Linked DNA regions of Homo sapiens: regions 2, 3, 4, 5 and 6 are each linked to region 1. Evidence: chromatin contacts called from ENCODE Hi-C or POLR2A ChIA-PET data. All regions are on one chromosome and are shown on one strand. The core of a region is the stretch at or near the end of the contact, and the rest is flanking DNA. Distances in the headings are between cores, read along the strand shown.

Region 1 (2,896 bases), core at 37-2,536:
TCTGTAGGCGTCTCTCTGTGTGTCTGCCTGCATATCTGCATGTGTGTATGTGTGTATGGTCTGTGTGTGTTTGTATGTGTGTCTTTGTGTCTATGTGTATTCATGTGTTTCTGTGGGTCTCTCTGTGTGTCTGCTGCATATGTGCATGTATGCATGTGTGTATGGTCTGTGTGTGTTTGTATGTGTGTCTGTGTGTCTATGTGTACGCATGTGTGTCTGTGAGTCTCTCTGTGTGTCTGCCTGCATATCTACATGTGTGTATGTGTGTATGGTCTGTGTGTGTTTGTATGTGTATCTGTCTGTGTCTGTGTGTAATTCTTTATCTCCTCCGTTTTCTGAGCAGGCTGGTCCTTTGAATCCCAGGAGATAATTTTTCCTTATACTTACTAGAGGAGTCTGTCAATACAGTAGAAGCACAATGTAAATGGGGGATTAACACCTTGAGATAATTTGAATCCACTGTCATTCACCCTTTCTGAAATGCACAAGCTTGCAGGCACCTACCCTCCTGCTACAGGACAGAAAAAAACACGGTGGTTTTATTTCCATTTCTTATCACACGGTGTCCACTGCCTGAGCTGCACAGGGAGGCATTTTGTCATTTCACTGTAGGGGTCTCCTGTGGCCCCGAATCTCATGTGTTTGTGTCCCTAGGAGCTGCAGCCCCAACCATGTCATGAAGAGGGGTCGGCACGGGGGCTTCTGGCTGTGGCACACACACGTGTTAACCTATAAGGCTCACTTCCTGCCCACAAGGGTCAGAGTGTTGTTTTTTTTTTTTTGAGACGGAGTCTCCCTCTGTCGCCCAGGCTGGAGTGCAGTGGCGCGATCTGGGATCACTGCAAGCTCCGCCTGCCGGGTTCACGCCATTCTCCTGCCTCAGCCTCCTGAGTAGCTGGGACTACAGGAATCTGCCACCACACTCGGCTAATTTTTTGTATTTTTAGTAGCGACGGGGTTTCACCGTGTTAGCCAGGATGGTCTCAATCTCCTGACCTTGTGATCCACCCGCCTCGGCCTCCCAAAGTGCTGGGATTACAGGCGTGAGCCACTGCGCCCTGCTGAGAGTTTTTTATTGATCATTCAGTGATTCTGAAGGGAAGACAGTTCTACTCTCACTGCCAGTGACAGCACAGCCCAGGAGAGCAAGGGCAGGCTCCTCTCCAGGTGTGGCTGCTCTCCATGGCCTGGGTCATAGTCTGGAGATGACTGAAGAGTTAGTCTTGGGGCTGTTGCTTGTGAGAACTGGAGAGGTGTGTGTCATTATCTGAATCGGCCAGGCCCACGCCAGGGTGAACTGGGCTTACAGGAAATGCAGTCACAGGTGAGACAACCTTTGGCACCAGCTCCCAACTTTCAGTTCAGAGAACGGTGAGTTCCCGGTACAGGGAGTGGAAGCTGATGTCATTGAAAAGATATTGCCTTGCTTTGAAATCAGCAAGCGTGGTCAAAGTTCTCCAGTATATACACACAGAGGAAAAATGTGGCTCTGAATCACCATGGGCAGCTTTTTGATAAACAGATATTCAAAAAAAAAAAAAAAAAAAAACAACAGAAAAAACAGCCCATGTGTGGTTTTTCTGAGAATGCTACACGGCTTTCATATGTGCATTTTGACCCTAATTTCACTTACAACTTTCTCATAAGATACTGTTAGGAGTGAAAAGCCACAATTAGCTCTAGGCCAAGAGTGAATAATTTCAACAGCCTCTCTAAGATGGTTTATATTTTTGGAGCCATATATGGGTGAAAGTAACGATTTCCACAGGAGGACAAACAAAAGGAGATTTTTGCACACAACAGGGAAAAGAAAAAGGTTTAAACTTTCACATGTGAAAAAGTTCAAATTCCCAAGCCTTGCTGAACACAACCCCAGGTAGTTTTAAAATTTGCTTTCAATAAAAATTTATTTGAAATGAAATGCTTTACTAACTTTCATGGCTAAATCAGGAAACACCGTTTTCACTAATTAATATTAAACAGTTGGCGAGCACAGCACTTCTGGATGTGTTCCTTCTTCATAACTAAAAATGAGTGAAATTGTAATTGAATTCTGATGATAATCTTAATAGCATCATTCTCTACGTTGACTCCTTAAAGCAATTTTATATTTGCAAATTGTCTTTGCCTTCCTTTTAGCTTAGTTATATAGCTTGCTTTGCTCAAAGAGTAAAATTAAAGTCTTAACTAATGTCAAATGGTTTTGCTTTTCCTGTGTAAACATAAATATGTTAAGAAATGTATAGTAAGTTATCTTATTTTAATAGAGACTCATCAGTGCTAGTTATTTAGTGCCTCTCAATAGTATTTCTGGCAAACTGCACATGGCCTTCCTCATAGAATGAGGAGTGGGCATTGACATGAATTTCTAAATTGTGGCATTTCCTGGCATGATGTCAGTTGGCTTAATCATCTCAACTGTCAGCTCACACCCTTGACAGCCAGCTCGGGAGCTGGGGAGAGTCCAAATTTGGTGTTCTGAAGGAGCTCACAGGGGTCTCTGGCACGTAATGATCACCTTGAAAGTCATCGATTTCAAAAAGAACATTCCACTGTGGAAGAGCAGCCAAGAGAAGCAAACCTCAGGCACACACAGTCTGTAACAGAAACCGAAACTCCTAGCAGGAAAATACCATGACCTGCAGTGACAGGGCCAGACCATTTCAGTGAACTCAGCATGCAGAACTGTGTGGGGAAGGGCCCCATGAGAGAGTTACTATGATTATTATTAAGAGGTGAAAAACATTCTCTAAAATGGTGCGGTGTCAGAGTTAGTTTCCAGAAGGCTTGCTAACCTGCAGGGGCTGGGGTAGAAAGTCATTCTATAAAAGGCATAGGTGCAGCTGTGACTTCGAACGTTTCCCTGTGGATGAGATGCCCACACATTTCAGGACAC
Region 2 (2,867 bases), core at 259-2,758, 700 kb after region 1:
TTGTCGAGACAGGAGTGCATTACCATGACATTTAAGGAGGAGAACAAGCTGCTCTGAATTGTGTCAATCTCACTTGTGATCTATTTTTGAACAATGTACTAGAAAGATATTCCCGTTCACACAGAACTAGTGATTTACCCTCTGGTGGATTCTACCCCTCCAGCTACTTGGCGATAAATAAAGCCAGAGTGGAGAGAGAGTGTAAATAAAAATTAACTGTACCCAATTGGCTCCCCAATGCTTTCATTTATGCATGCTTGTTTGATGAGGTACTTTTCTATTTTTTTTTTTTTTTTGAGATGGAGTCTCACTCTGTCTCCCAGGCTGGAGTGCAGTGGTGCAATCTCGGCTCACTGCAAGCTCCGCCTCCCGGGTTCACGCCATTCTCCTGCCTCGGCCTCCCGAGTAGCTGGGACTACAGGCACCCGCCACCACGCCTGGCTAATTTTTTGTATTTTTTAATAGAGACGGAGTTTCACCGTGTTAGCCAGGATGGTCTCGGTCTCTTGACCTCGTGATCCACCCGCCTCGGCCTCCCAAAGTGCTGGGATTACAGGCGTGAGCCACCGCGCCTGACCTTGATGAGGTACTTTTCAAGTCTTCTTAATTGCCATATAAAATAAGGCCTCTGGTAATCAAAAGCCCTAAAAAAAATGTTGGGGGGGGGTTGTCCACCTTGGTTGGGGAGGGTTGTCCACCTTGGTTGGAGGGGGTTGTCCACCTTGGTTGTGGGGGGGTTGTCCACCTTGGTTGTGGGGGTTGTCCACTTTGGTTGTCTTCAAATTTTCCTTGTTGGTTTTTCACTTTCCAACTTCATTGCCATTTCAGTAACTCCTGGGGGTATATGGCACCCCGCAAACCTGGCGCTGCCATGGCCGGACAGAGAATCCAGGAGCTCTGATCCTCCCACCAATACCTACTGTGGTGTGGAAACTCTCCTGTCTCTTTTACTGAGCCAAGATAATGTTAGACAGCCTTCAAAGAAGTGCTTTAACAATTAAGAGAGCGAAAGAAATATATGTATAGAAAGAGAAAGAAACAGAGACAGACAAGCAGATACACACACACACAGAGGGAAAGAGAGAAAGCTGGAGGGGAGAGAATAGATAGGAAGAAATATAGAGAGATATATAAAGAGACAGAGAAATGGAGAGAGACAGATACATACAGAGAGAGATAGCAAGAGGGAATAGAAAGGGAGAAATGGAGAGAGAGGAATAGAGAGACAGAAAAATAGAGAGCAACAGATAGGGAGAGAAAAGCAAAATAGAACAGCAGTGCAGTAACACAGTATAAATTCCTAAAACAGTGTGTAGCCACACATTTATTTGGTCATCACTATGTACTGGTTTTTGGACGTCTGTCTCTTTATTCCCTTTGTCCTGAGTGGCTTGCTGTGGACATAGTCTCTATCTGGTTCTTGGGCTAGTGGTACTCTCTCTCAGGGAAACAGTGGCTCCACCCCTCGGCTCTACGTGAGTCTAGGGACTTCGGGCCTGGAAGTTGGAGACCTTCCTTCGTTTCACAAAATCTGCACCACATCAGGTTTCTCCTGCCACTAAAAGCAGAAAACAGCTCTTCCTTTTTCTGCGTCCGTGGGCGGTAACTGGCTGCCCTTTCAGTTCCCGTTTCCCGTCTAGGACGTCCTAATTTTGAACAGAACAAACAGCACTTGCAACACCCAACCCATCAGGAAATCCCGTTGTCTCTGCCTTTGGAAGATCCAGAACCTCATGGATTGTTACCATTTCCCAGCTACTCACCATTGCAGCTGGAAACACCGTCCTCTGTCACTGGATTCCCACGCGCACCCGCCAGCTCCCCTGCTCCAGAGCCTGGCTCCTTCCGCAGCAGCGAGAGGGTCCCCACGCAAGCCAGCCTCAGGTGCTCACTTCAGCAGCACATCTGCTAAAACTGGAACATACAGAGAAGAGGAACCTGGCCCCTGTGTAAACATGACATGGAAATTCATGGGACATTCCATATTTTTATGAATATACTAAAAGCCGCTGAATTGTAGGCATTGAAAATAATACATTTTATGGCATGTGAATTATATCTCAATTCAGCTACTGTAAACTAAATAAACAAAAGTAAACCATGCCCATCCTCCGCTCAAAGCCCTGCAATGGTTATTTCATTCAAAGTAAAGTCTATGTTCTTAAAAAAGCCAAAAAGCTTCCTGTGATCTAACATCTCCCATTCCCATCATTTACAATCTGATTCTTTCTCTAGTTATTTTTCCCCTTACTTCAGGCGGATGCCAATTTGCACTGTTCCAGGAATGTGCCAGGTACCTCGCCCCCCTAGCTGTCCCTTGTTAAGAACCCCTGCAAAGACAGGGTGGACTCGCGGCCCCCAAATTTGGTTCAATGTTGAGATCAATGATGCCACACACACACACACACACACACCAAGACAGTATAACAAGGTGTATTTACATAATGGCAGAACAGGGCAAACCTCTTAAGCAGGTCTCAAACAGTGTGAAAGAGCAAGGAAAGGTGCATAGCTGGGGGTTTTACTGTGGTGAGCAGGGGGTTGGGGTTGGGTAAAGGTGCCCAGATTGAGGGCTTGCGTGATCTGAATCTCCTGCCAGTGTCCAAGTGGGAGCACTTGAGCTTTCTTCTCAGCTTGTCCAGATGTGGGACAAGCTGAAGAGAGGCCCAGGACAAACATTTGGCCAGTGAGGCTTAAATGTTTTCAAGCAGCAGAAACTGGAGTCAGCCTCTTTATCACACAGCTATTTAATAAAACCTCGGGAGCTCAGTAAGACCTATCCTGAGCACACCCTGCAAAATCCTCCTTCATACCTCATCGGCTTCTCCCCCATCTGTGTTCTTGGCTCGGGGTTGTCTTTTTCACAC
Region 3 (3,202 bases), core at 447-2,946, 920 kb after region 1:
TTTTATTTTGTAATCTTTGCTTTTAGCTTCTAAGCCTAGCTAAATCCATAACTTGTAGTCATAAATTTGCCCCTAACTACTTCACTTTCTTCATCCTTTCTCTCTATTATTTTCCTACTTCTTCATTCTTTTCCTTTCGTTTATCTCATCGTGAAATTTGTGTGAAATCCACCTGGAATTTTGGAAGTGGATTGTGAGGGCACTTATGATAAATTTCACATTTTGTAAGTTGCATTAAGTTAGAAACATTCATTTTTATTAGTTAAGGATTTTTAGTAAATTATATGACAATTTTAAAATAAATTTCCAAAATTTTACATTTTATCCATAGAAAATATTATCTGGATTTTTCATTTAATTTTATAATTCTAAAGTCCATAACTGTGATAGTACATAATATAAAACATGCAGTTTTTAAATTTTTCCTAAAAATTTAGGCAGTAAAAAATAATCGAAATATGTTTTTGAGTTGCGTTCTTTCACCAATGCTTTCCCTTGATTTGTAATGCAATGTTATCATATATTAAATTCTTACAGATAGTTTTGGGGACTCAACTTTGCCACACAATGTCTTATGTTCTTTTACCAGATCAACACTAATAAAAGTAGTAGTTATTAGAGGTTAATTGTGTTTTAATATTTAGTGGTAAAATTTCTCTCATTAATCTCTCTTTTTTTTCAAATATTTCTTACTGCCCATAACGTTTCATTTTCAAATATCCTTTACTATCCATAATGTTTCATGCATCTATCCATGTTTTTATATATCTCGTGTTGCATAATTTTAGGTAGAATGTCTTTATTGTCAACATTCCTCTAATAAGTTTACTGAAATAAATCTATGTATTTGAAAGGGTGCAAATGTGATAAGAAAATCAAGTTTTTACCATACAGGTTTTTTTCAGATTTATTAAAAACTGTATAACTATTTTCACTTAGTGGTTTGTTTTTGAATACTGGCTCATAAATAGATATTTTCTTAATCTTGTTATTTCTGTCTACTTAACAGTTGTTTTAAAGAATGTAAAAACAATTTCCTGAATACACATTTTTGACACATAAAAAGATTCTCTTTTTGTATTATACATTCTATATTTTTTCTTATTATTTTGTCCCCACGTACATATATTGTTAGATACTGAATTAACTTAATATTTAAATATTCTTATTAAACAAAAACCACATGCTAGATCATATTACATACTATAAACACTATTAACCAAGAAAACTTTTCTTTAAACAGAGGCAGCTCTAATTTAGACTGTCTTTCTGTAAAGAGGATTTCACTCAAAGCTTCTCTCTTTTTGAAGTAATATAAGAAAATTGACCACTGAGAATATAGTTGTTTTTTAGAATTTCATGTGATAAAATTCAGAGTCCCAAATTAAAATTATACCAGTAGATCTAGAGAATTTTTAAAGAGGCCAAACTTCAAAATGATATTTTATCCAAATAGGTAACAACAGTGAACAGTCAGACTCAGAGAGAGAGGAATAAAAATATCCACATTGCTCGAGAGCTGTCTATAAATCACACAATAGTAATTATATTTAGCCTCCACAAAGAGCTCCTTTTAAAGAAAAATGACTCTCTCATAGTTGGCTTTGCCCTAGAATGATATCTAGCAGATATCTATTTTAAAGTTCAAAGTCTAACTATTCAGTAATATGTCATTATTTCTTTCCACATTATTGTGTGTCTTTTCACTGTTTGCTTTGACTACATAATTCCACTATGACTCATTCTAACATTAGATCACACTGTAGGTCTTTATACTTATTTCATTGCAGAGGTGATTCACAAATTTAAACAAGCTATGTGCACGTAGATCAACATTTTCAAATATGTAAATGTCTGTCCTTAATAGATGATAAATCCTCAAATACACTGTGCTAACACAAGACCTTGCTTCAATTTAACATTTTCAAACATGACATCCCCATACAGCCATGGAAATACTTCAGCTATGGATCAGGAAAGTAAAAATTTAAGCCATTTATTTTTCAACTGCCTTATATTTCCCAAGTTCAAAAGTACATTGCCAGATTAACCAACCTTGACTTTTGAGATACGTTCAATTTAGCCATCCTGAGAGTAGTCGATTGTGAGGGCACTTATGATAAAATATTTCACATTTTGTAAGTTGCATTAAGTTAGAAACATTCACTTTTATTATTGGTTTTTAGTAAATTATATGAGAATTTTAAAATAAATTTCCAAAATTTTACATTTTCATGCATAGAAAACATTATCTGGATTTTTAATTTAATTTTGTAATTCTAAGTTCATAATTGTGATACTATATAATATAAAATATATACTTTTTAAATTATTTCTAATATATTTTAAATGAAACTCTTCAATAATTGAAGAAAGATTTGAAGATAATAAACTAGAGGGTAATAATTTATATGAATCCTAAACATCTGACAACACTGCTTTAGCCGAATTTAACGATATATCTTAACCCAGTCCAAAAGTTGTTGAGTTCAAACACAGGATATGAATCTTAAAAATAATAAATAGTAAAGAAATTCATAAAGAATCATTTTTATTAAATTTTTTTGATGTCCTTTACTGTTTAAAATTAACATATTTTGTTTATTTTTAAAGATGTTATCTTTTATTTAAGAATAACTATAGTGTTGGCAGTTAAAAATCACAGGTTTCTGCTCAAAATACTACTTTTATATTTGGGGTAGATATTCAAATATCCGGGTTTTATTCTGAGCTGTTTAACAAATGTATAAGCATACAAATAGTATGTTACAGTCAACCGCAGTATTAAGAAATAGTTTGTGTAAAGCAGACAGTAGGGAGTATGTAAGTAAGTTGTGTTTAACCATTGGAATTGGAAACATAATTTTAAATCATAGAAACATGGAATAAAGCATTATGTAAGAATCTTCACACAATTTCAAAAAGGACCAGTATTCTATTCATTTGAAAGCCCATTTACGGGGAAAATTTTGAGGAATACTTGTTTTCCATTATTAAATAAAACACAGCTTCTAAACAGGGTGGAAAATACCATACAGAGTTGCCATATGAGAAACAGCTTAATTGCAAATCAGCGCCTTCCTTTCCAAGAATACTTTTGTTACCCCGACACCAGGGTTGTGCTGTAGGTCAGTTGCTTGCCACACAGAAAGCCAATCACTGAGACAATGAGTATTGCCAGGGAAGAGGGCTATAATCAGGT
Region 4 (2,827 bases), core at 192-2,691, 730 kb after region 1:
GCCTCTGTGAGTTTCAAGTGGTGGTTTACATTGAGAAATGTATGATTTGATTTTATATTATCAGAAACTGATAGGATTCTATAATTTTAGAAGATGCCCAGCTACCAAAAAAAAAGTCTTATTTCATTTAGTGCGGTTGGGTTCATCTTTCCAAATTGTACAACACCTTCCGAGACTACCATAGGTCCTAACATAGATTTCTTCCCCATTCAAATTTCATTTATTCCTCATCCTCCTGTCAAATGTCATTGGCATTAGTATTTTTATATTTAAATTAGGTATTTATGAATAAGAAAGCACCATATACTCATAGTAAAGTGTTAGAAAATGTGGCATACATAAAGAAAAAATATTAGGTCATGTAATTAGTGATTTGCCACTTGTGTTTTGCTATGTTCATTTCTAGTTTTAGTTATATAGACACATACACAAACACACACACAAGCACACAATTTTTCAAAGCTTCTTGGCCCTCAGTTGGCTATTCAGCCAAAAAAATCATTTATTTCTTAAATTCTGGAATATTTTCAAGCATGTTTTTTCTTTCAATATGACTGCTTGCCCATTGTATCTATTTTCTCCTTCTGGATCTCCTAAAAGATATATATTGGGTCTTTTTGATTTTTTTCCCATGTTTCTCTAATTTCTTGTTCATTATTTCTGTTTGTTGTGCCAAAATGACTCTTTATGGCACTCATTGAAGTTTGTATTTTTGTGGTGTTACTTTAAGATTTCAAGCTGTTTTTTTTTTTTTTTTTTTGATGGAGTCTCGCTCTGTCACCAGGCTGGAACACAGTGGCACAGTCTCAGCTCACTGCAACCTCTGCCTCCCAAGTTCAAACAATTCTCCTACCTCAGCCTCCTGAGTAGCTGTGACTACAGGTGTGTGCCACCATGCCCAGCTAATTTTTGTATTTTTAGTAAATACGGGGTTTCACCATGTTGGCCAGGATGGTCTCTATCTCTTGACTTTGTGATCCACCCGCCTCAGCCTCCAAAAGTGCTGGGATTATAGGTGTGAGCCACCGTGCCAGCTCCCAGCTGGTATTTTTGTATATAGCTGTTGTTGTATTCATGGTTACTATTCTTTCCTTTACATCTTCGGATACTATGACTATTCTTGACTTAAAATCATTTTCACATTTTTCCATTGTTTCCATTCAGATATATATTCTGTACTGTTTTGGACTGTGTACTTTATTATATTAAACTCGCTAAGATATTTTATAATTTTTATTTTATGACACATATAACAGCAAAGTGTTCCCCTCCCAATGTGCTCAATTTTATTTAGGGTGATTTTAGAAGGGCCAAACTTTGCCCTCTGCAGTGCTGGTCTCTAGTCAAATTGTACCACAGAGGCTCCTCCTAGCTCTTACTCTGGGCAGTTACAGCAATATCAGATGTTCCCTGGGATCTGGAATTTCCTGGTACATTCATAGTTCCCAGTGAGTCACACCTCTCTGTATCCTTGCCCTTCTGCATTCCCTTCCAAAACTGACACAGCCCTGGCATTTGCTTTGGCAACAGGATATTAGCAAATGTGACACAAGCAGGCATTTGAAATGTGCTTGTGGATTGGGGCATGTTTTCCCTCTTGCTGCTCTTGAGCCTGACCATCATGACATGAAGCCAGCCCCAGCCTGCTGGAGACATGTAGCCCAGCAGACCAACAGCACCTTTATTAGACACAAAAATGTGGACCCCGGGTCATTCAGGCCCAGCTGGGCATCTGTAGCCAGCTGAGAGGCAACGGTGAGACCAGAGAGATCTCTACCTGAGCCTACTTCCAGCTGTCAGACACTAGGGTGTTGCTTTAAGCCACGAAGTTTGGAGTGGCTTTTAATTTGGTAACAGATAAGTGAAACACAGCTCTAACTTTGATGCCTTTATCACTCTCAGAAGCTGCCCATGGCCCTGTTAGTTCAGCCCTATTCAATGTTGATGTTCCTCTCCTGGATTCTGCTCCATGTAAGTCTTCCATTTTGAGATCTGCAGCCATCACAACAACAGGCATGCACGTGTGCTGTGTGTGTGCCTATGTATATAGGTGTGAGCATGCAGGTGTGAGCATGCAGGTGTGTGTATGCAGGTGTGAGCATGCAGGTGTGGATATTTGCTGTGGAGAAGAGCAGTTGCAGGTAGAGTTCACCTGACATCTTGACCCAGAAATAATTTCACATGTCTAAAACGAAAAAACATTATGCTCCACACAAAGTTTTTAACCCTGGTTTTTATTGTCACTTAGCATAGGTAATACAATTTGCCCCAAAGAATTGAATAGTATTAACATGGAAAGTATAATTTTCAACTTCTAGCTAATTACTTGATATGGATTAACATCTCCTTTTATTTATTATTTCTCTGTTATTGAAAGTCAAGTTTGTCTCCAAGCTTTCCTTATTAAGAACTGCCATCTGTGGGACATCTCTTTACATACACAGAGGTGCATTTGGGAAGCATTTTTTACCTTATTGACGTTAAATACTTGTTCACAGGGGTTTTCTCATGTTCCCTCCCCACCTCTGTACTCTAATGCCCTAATATTACCATAATGCCCAAAGTCACTTAGCCTTGAAAATCCCCAACTACAACTGATTTCAACACTTGATGCTTAGCATTGACTTATTTAGTCATCTTATTAATCGTCATCACTAATTTGTATACAATAAATCTTACCTGTCATATTAGAGTACAAACTTAGTGAGGGCATTGATAACGTCGTTTATACTTTCCATATTCCTTATAGTCCTTGAAGCAGCTGTATACTAACTACCAACTGTTTAACAAATATGTCATGTATCCTCTGCTTTGCACACCACTCTGG
Region 5 (3,209 bases), core at 527-3,026, 880 kb after region 1:
AAAGTCTATGTTTTTACATTTAAGTTGTCCAAATAGATCAAGCAATATGTTATCCTTTGGATTCTCTATTACTAATCTAAAGTTTAGAGAATAGTTTGGTGCTTTAGGAAAAAGTTGGTATTTTCATGACACCATTATTATTAGAGTAGAAAATATGAAATATAGAAGAAAACATTTATGATATTTAGAGCTCAACTGAACATAGTCACATGCCTGACAGTTGGCCTGATTTTCCCACCACTAGGATTTTTTTGGAGTGGGGGTGGAATGCACACCTCTCCTAGAATTCAGATTTGAGACGCAAAGGGAAGAAAAATGAGGCAGGAAGACATCTCACTATTTTAGGGATTTAAAATGAATTTTACCTTTTTTCATGATGTCAGAAGCAAGTTGATACTTTATACATATTTTCTCCTTTCTCACTGATTATTCCTATGTAAGGATACGTCTTAAAGCTGTAATGAAATGTATATTACAGGGATATGAATGAGAGTGATTAGATTATATGTAGAATGAATATCAAAAATCAATTCTTTTCTGAAGCACTCCATTGCCTGAGTTCTTCTATTTCAGCTTAATCGGCCATAGTGGGTTTATCCTGTAGCAGGAAAGAATTCATTCTCCTTTTTTTAATCTTGGATTAAATCTATTTTCTGCAAGACAGCCTATATCAGGTTAGATGGCCCTGAAATAAATTATTCCCACAGGTAAAATTAATAGACACTAGAAGAAAAAGAATAATTTTACTATAATTTTGGGGAAATGACCACTATTGTTACTATTGAAGGAAAGGTGATGCAGGATTGAGATACACATGCACACATACATGCATGCATGTACATACATGATCACAGGTACATATGCACACAAACATGTACACACATATGCACACACATATATTCACATATACGCACATATGCTCACACACTCAAACTGACTCAGGCACACACACACATACACACACGAATATTTCTTTAACTCCTTGAGTCCCTTAAATATTAATATCATAACTATAAGAATATTTTAATATTTACCTGGCATTTTGCTTGGTAAATTCCCATTATAAAATAAAAATTTACAAATAAAATGTGAAACAAATTCTGTGATTTTACATTTGTATATAAATATGATCCACAAAAAGATCAGAGATTATAGAGGACCATGCTTTTAGAAGATAAAGAAAGATGGGAATCAAAGTATTTTGAAGCTACCAAAGACACGGAGGGAGTGAAATTACCTAGACACATTTTTTAATATGTATTCTGAATCACCAAGATATTTACCAGCTGAAAGTCACCAAGTCAGCCCAGCCCACACCGAAGGCAGCAGAAACACGTGGTGAGCAGAACCTAAGCCAAGCTACTAAATTCTGAGTGGTTTCTTATATAGCAACAGATAAATGGAACATATGGAAAAGCAAATTTTAACAATCAAGCAGGTGTGAACTTCGTCATTCAGAATAGATGGGGTGACATCTGCCAGCCCAAGGGGAATCTCCAACACCTGCCCACTGCCAGTGTTTTCATTTGTGGCTCCTGGGGCTTTTGGAGTCCCAAAAGAGGCAGGACTAGTATCTTTTCTCCTTAACGCTTTCAGACTTTCCTCTAGGAGCACCAGGTAACGTGTGCAAAACAAAACAAATCAAAACAAACAAACAAAAAAATCAAAGCTGTTATCTTAGCTATATCACTGTTAATCTTTCTAAAGGGAGAAAAACTAAACAACAAACCGTTCAGTAAAACAAATAACATGCTCCAGCCTATGTCTGTGTTAAAGGAGGGCTAGAAGGAGAAGCTAGGGAGTTGTTCAGCATTCCTAACAGATGAGTAGGTTTTGGGGAAATGGACTTGCCACTGCATAGCTCTCTTTATCCACAATTTAGCGAAGGGAAGGGAAGGGGAAGGGGAAGGAGAAGGGGAACGGGAAGGGAGAAGGGAGAAGGATGGAGCGTGGGGGGAAGGAAGGACAAGGGAGGAAGGAAGGAAGGAAGGTAGGTGAAGGGAAGGAAGGAAGGAAGGAAGGAAGGAAGGAAGGAAGGTAGGTGAAGGGAAGGAAGGAAGGAAGGAAGGAAGGAAGGAAGGGAGGTAGGTGAAGGGAAGGAAGGAAGGAAGGAAGGAAGGTGAAGGAAGGAAGGAAGGCATGCAGGCAGTATAAATGGCTATATAAAGTTTATGTGTATGACTATGTTTGGATGACAGAAACACCAATGTGAGTAAGGACTTAGACATTGTCAGAGTAGAGTTTCATAAATTATTGCAATCATGACCGTGATATACATATAATATAGATGTACATACAGGCAATTTTCTGTAAATAGCCAGATAGCAAACATTTTAGGCTTTACAGAGCATACGGTCTCTGTCACAGCTACTCAACCAGGCCATTCTAGAGCATGAGTTGCCATAGATAGCAGACACATGAGTAGGTATGGCTATGTTTCAATAACACTTTATTTACAAACACAGAGAGTGGGCAGAATCTATCCCTCGGGCCATAATTGGCAGATTCCTTTTCTAGTTAACTACGTCGGTACAGTGTATAATGACCACGATGCACGCTTTGTTAATTGGCATTCACACATGATACTCCTCAGCAGACAACTTCCAATTAAATAAAACAGCAAAATCATGCATTTTGTTTAATATTATGCAATTGTTTTACATACAACCATGTACCTCTTAACGCTCTTCAAAAAATGGGCCACAAAATCCTTTTAGGTGAAAGTTCATTCATCTAGCTGAGTCCTCTCAGTCCTCCATTGATATCCTGTAACTTAAATACAGAGATATAAAGTTAATTATTATTAATATATTTTATTTTAAATTGTATAAAAATGAAAGAAAGGAATAAAAGGAAAGAGTTGGTTAATATATACACAAATCAACATAAGGAAATATATATATATATATATATATTTTGAGATGGAGTCTCACTCTGTTGCTAGGCTGGAGTGCAGTGGTGAGATCTTGGCTCACGGCAACCTCTGACTCCTTGGTTCAAGCAATTCTCCTGTCTCAGCCTCCTGAGTAGCTGGGATTACAGGCACGCGCCACCACACCCAGCTAATTTTTGTATTTTTAGTAGAGAATGGGTTTCACCATGTTGGCCAGGATGGTCTCAATCTCCTGACCCTGTGATTCGCCCTCCCCAGCGTTCCAAAGTGCTGGGATTACAGGCACAAGCCACTGCATCTGGCCAGGAAAAATATA
Region 6 (2,924 bases), core at 300-2,799, 710 kb before region 1:
TGCTGGGATTACAGGCGTGAGCCACCGCATCTGTCGTAGCATTATCTTTTATTACATGTTTATATGCCAGCCAGGTCCCATGCTGAATTCTTCATGTATGATCTGCCTTCATCCCACCACCATTTACACCATTGCCTGTGGCTTCAGACAATCTAGTTTCAGTGAACATTTCAAACTGCAGAAGAGCACCATCTCCCTTCACCACCACCTCCCCACCACTGTGGTCAGCTGAATGAGCCTCAAGGTGGGGTTTGCTGTAAGGTCACTGCCAGGCCAGTGCTTGGGACCCTCTCTCTACAGGGGAGGAAGGGCGACCGGCCTCGCTCCTGCTGGGGCTGTTGGTTGTACAACTTACCGGAATTGTGCACTCTTAGCTTTGGCTTAAAGAAATCTGTGATGCCAGAGGGCTAAATACATCATGCTGTTGCATTATTGGTCTTCCAAAGAAGCAAGTGCAGGACCACATGATGGTGTGTCGTGTGCTAACCTATTTTAGAATTTTACAGTTGACTGAGTCTCCCAAGAAGAAATCCTGAGGCTGCTCTATAGAAATTTTCTATCAAGTAATGAAATCAGTGAGGGTGCTTTGCTGGGGTGATTGGTAGGGTCTCTGGACAAGAGCGTTCCTTCAGAGTGTTGGTGGGGAGGTGAGCAGGGCTTGGGATGTGTGTTGGTGTGGGGCTGTTTAATCTCAGGCTCTGCCTCTGAATTTCCTAGAGACAGGATAAAGCCACGATTCCTGGCCTTTGAAAACCATTGACATAGTGAAATTCCTGCCGCCTCTCTTTCTCGCACACCTAGTTTGGAACGCTGGTGTTTCCCAAGTCTAAGCCTAGAGAGCCGTTCAGAGCTGACCTCTGCATGCATGCTCTGAATTCTAAAAGTGAAATGCTTTAATTTATTAAGGAATGTTGTAGCTTTAGGTTCTGTGGGGGAGGGAAAAGGATTAAACTAGGGAAAGCTTGATTCTGTAGGAAACAAAAAAAATAGTATTTACTCAGAAGCAGCAAAGCCCCTACATCTCTGGATGCAGTAACTATGTCTGCAGGAAGCTGGTGATAACACTATCTGGAAGGCACTTTTAAAGTCTGTTATCTCTAGGAGCTTGTTTTATTCTGGTAGTTGGAATGTTCACCATTTGGAGTTAGTTGAGTGAAGAATTCAGGAAATCAGATTGGAAAAAAGCATTATCCAGTTGAGAAGACACATGGACCCATGCAACAAGCATTCTGAAAGAAAAAGCCTACTGCTGCAACACAACGGTATAATTTCCCTTTGTCTGTAACTTTAAAAAAAAAAACTTACATATGAGACGTCCGAGAAAGCCACCCATAGGTGAACTACGCGCATAGGTGAACTAGCTTACTCCATTTATGATGGATTCGGCGATTGCCTAAAAATTCTAGTCAAAACCACCTCTACATATAGAATGATCTCCTACATGGTTAGAAGGCTGGTTATTTTGACACAGCTCAAAACAATTTCGAATAAGTTGAAATGACTTCAGAGCCTGTGGCATGTTCTTAGATGTGATCGAATGACTCAACGTAAAAAATTCTGTCCGACGATGGATCCGATACAGCCAACGAGGAGCTCTAAGGTTCATCTTGTGAGTCAGAGTCAACAAGACAGAGAATGTTACTTTGGCCAAAAAACTGAGATAAGGTTAAAGGTTTTATGCTCTGTTTTTCCTATGTGAGTCATAAAACTGGCTTGGAAGGCAAATTCCAAAAGGGTGTTTTAGGAAACGTCTGGGCTTTGGCTGTAGTAAGATAAATATTCAGCCTTCTAAGAAGACTTCAAAAGAGAAAACTCATCTGAATTTCTACGTTGTAGTACGTTTGGGCAAAATGAGTCTTCCTAATTTAGTAATATCTTCCTTGTTGGTGAAAGACGGCTTAGAACTGCGGCTGGTAGTTGCTTTTCACATGTTCCATGGGCGTCGTGACTTTGCAAATTAAAGAATGAGTCATTTCCTAGCAACTTAGCTCACGCATGCACTAGACAGGGAGCATTGGAGGTGGCACTCAGAAAGCCCTCCCTTTCTATTTTTTAATGGCTTTCTTTGCCACATGCATCTATGCAACACAAAATAATGAAATTACTTTCAGAGAACATTTTACTTTTCAAAATGTTGTGGTTTGCAGAGCAGTTTTCTTACTACTCCAGAAGCAAGAGGATTCGTTAACATGTTTGATTAAATCCGTATTTAAATTCTGTGAACTCATGCAGGGAAAGGAAATTGTATGGTTCCCACTATGGCATATTAACTAGTAAAATGCTGGGTGGCGGTTGACTTGGAAGCAGCGTCCGGGATAGCGCGTGCTCCAGGAATACTCTGAAAGCTGATGCCGTTAGGGGTGCATGGTTGACTCCTGGGCCTGAGACGGCCTCAGGATGCTGCAGCGGCCTTGGCATCCTCTTCAGCAGGGTGGCGGCCGGAACTGGCACCTTCCCCCCGGTCTCTTTATTTACCAAAAAACTGCATGCACAGAAATGACCGCAACAGCTCTGGGTGTGGGAATGTAGGAACTGTCTGTTTCAGTTTTGCCGGAGCCCCAGGTTTACGGCCGCTCTACATCCCAGTCCTCTCAGGGAGGTCCCGGTTTCTGCTGCAGTTCAGGCCCCATCATGGGTCATCTTTTCTCTCCTCCTGAGATGTGGGCTTGGAGGATGGGAGGTCGTGCCTCTAAGAAGGGTCCGTTTCACGGTGGCCCAGGCTACATGCCTGCTTCCTTGTTTCCTTGCCCCCCCGAGCTTCATGGAAGTCAATCTGGAAAGTCAGGATCACTGCAGATGGCAGTTTGTTCAGTGTTGCTCCCAGACCTGAAGAATGGAGCGCTCTGTTGTGCTTGCAGAATGAAGCATAATTCTTAGCAGAAACCTGGGAGGCCGGGTGCGGCGGCTCATGCCTGTAATCCCAG

What was found. A loop is a pair of places that touch in the nucleus more often than their neighbours do. ChIA-PET counts read pairs that join two places held with the same protein, here RNA polymerase II (POLR2A). Pooled maps may share reads with other maps.
Region 2: a loop to region 1 is called in a map of heart right ventricle, with 5 times the contacts of the local background. The contact joins two enhancer-like sites. A Hi-C loop is called at or near these places in 2 of 168 maps with a recorded cell type or tissue (B cell and heart right ventricle), 1 of 37 single-sample maps with no recorded cell type and 2 of 50 pooled maps.
Region 3: a map of Calu3 shows a loop between it and region 1 (5-fold over the local background). The contact joins two enhancer-like sites. A Hi-C loop is called at or near these places in 1 of 168 maps with a recorded cell type or tissue (Calu3) and 1 of 50 pooled maps. POLR2A ChIA-PET finds 5 or more read pairs at or near these places in 2 of 52 experiments (HEK293 and PC-9).
Region 4: a loop to region 1 is called in a pooled map, with 4 times the contacts of the local background. The contact joins two enhancer-like sites. A Hi-C loop is called at or near these places in 1 of 168 maps with a recorded cell type or tissue (endothelial cell of umbilical vein) and 3 of 50 pooled maps. POLR2A ChIA-PET finds 5 or more read pairs at or near these places in 2 of 52 experiments (A549 and MCF 10A).
Region 5: POLR2A ChIA-PET joins it to region 1 with 14 read pairs in PC-3. The contact joins two enhancer-like sites. A Hi-C loop is called at or near these places in 1 of 168 maps with a recorded cell type or tissue (endothelial cell of umbilical vein), 1 of 37 single-sample maps with no recorded cell type and 1 of 50 pooled maps. POLR2A ChIA-PET finds 5 or more read pairs at or near these places in 2 of 52 experiments (MCF 10A and PC-3).
Region 6: a loop to region 1 is called in a pooled map, with 11 times the contacts of the local background. The contact joins two enhancer-like sites. A Hi-C loop is called at or near these places in 1 of 168 maps with a recorded cell type or tissue (gastrocnemius medialis) and 5 of 50 pooled maps. POLR2A ChIA-PET finds 5 or more read pairs at or near these places in 1 of 52 experiments (activated naive CD8-positive, alpha-beta T cell).

What each region holds. Positions count from the first base shown.
Region 1 is chr10:3,808,970-3,811,865 of GRCh38, forward strand. No RefSeq gene overlaps it. Among named protein-coding and RNA genes, the nearest start is that of LINC02639, 24 kb to the right of the region's middle. RefSeq lists enhancers at 426-2,702, 426-751, 879-2,078, 2,366-2,615 and a cis regulatory region at 1,146-1,491. Within about 2 kb of position 1,287, at least 37 of the 41 ENCODE cell types and tissues checked have a DNase peak (open chromatin) inside an H3K27ac peak, as active enhancers do; they include PC-3, PC-9, endothelial cell of umbilical vein and 2 more, where a contact is called at or near this core.
Region 2 is chr10:4,513,068-4,515,934 of GRCh38, forward strand. It overlaps the pseudogene RNU6-163P. Among named protein-coding and RNA genes, the nearest start is that of LINC00703, 130 kb to the left of the region's middle. RefSeq lists an enhancer at 1,504-1,553. Within about 2 kb of position 1,509, at least 21 of the 41 ENCODE cell types and tissues checked have a DNase peak (open chromatin) inside an H3K27ac peak, as active enhancers do; they include heart right ventricle, where a contact is called at or near this core.
Region 3 is chr10:4,724,460-4,727,661 of GRCh38, forward strand. All of the region lies in intron 2 of LOC105376375 (a long non-coding RNA gene), which reads right to left. Among named protein-coding and RNA genes, the nearest start is that of MANCR, 48 kb to the left of the region's middle. Within about 2 kb of position 1,697, at least 6 of the 41 ENCODE cell types and tissues checked have a DNase peak (open chromatin) inside an H3K27ac peak, as active enhancers do; they include PC-9, where a contact is called at or near this core.
Region 4 is chr10:4,539,995-4,542,821 of GRCh38, forward strand. No RefSeq gene overlaps it. Among named protein-coding and RNA genes, the nearest start is that of LINC00705, 110 kb to the right of the region's middle. Within about 2 kb of position 1,442, at least 7 of the 41 ENCODE cell types and tissues checked have a DNase peak (open chromatin) inside an H3K27ac peak, as active enhancers do; they include endothelial cell of umbilical vein, where a contact is called at or near this core.
Region 5 is chr10:4,690,180-4,693,388 of GRCh38, forward strand. No RefSeq gene overlaps it. Among named protein-coding and RNA genes, the nearest start is that of MANCR, 14 kb to the left of the region's middle. Within about 2 kb of position 1,777, at least 4 of the 41 ENCODE cell types and tissues checked have a DNase peak (open chromatin) inside an H3K27ac peak, as active enhancers do; they include PC-3, where a contact is called at or near this core.
Region 6 is chr10:3,093,907-3,096,830 of GRCh38, forward strand. The region is part of intron 2 of PFKP (phosphofructokinase, platelet); the gene reads left to right. Among named protein-coding and RNA genes, the nearest start is that of PFKP, 28 kb to the left of the region's middle. RefSeq lists an enhancer at 1,245-2,444. Within about 2 kb of position 1,550, at least 20 of the 41 ENCODE cell types and tissues checked have a DNase peak (open chromatin) inside an H3K27ac peak, as active enhancers do; they include gastrocnemius medialis, where a contact is called at or near this core.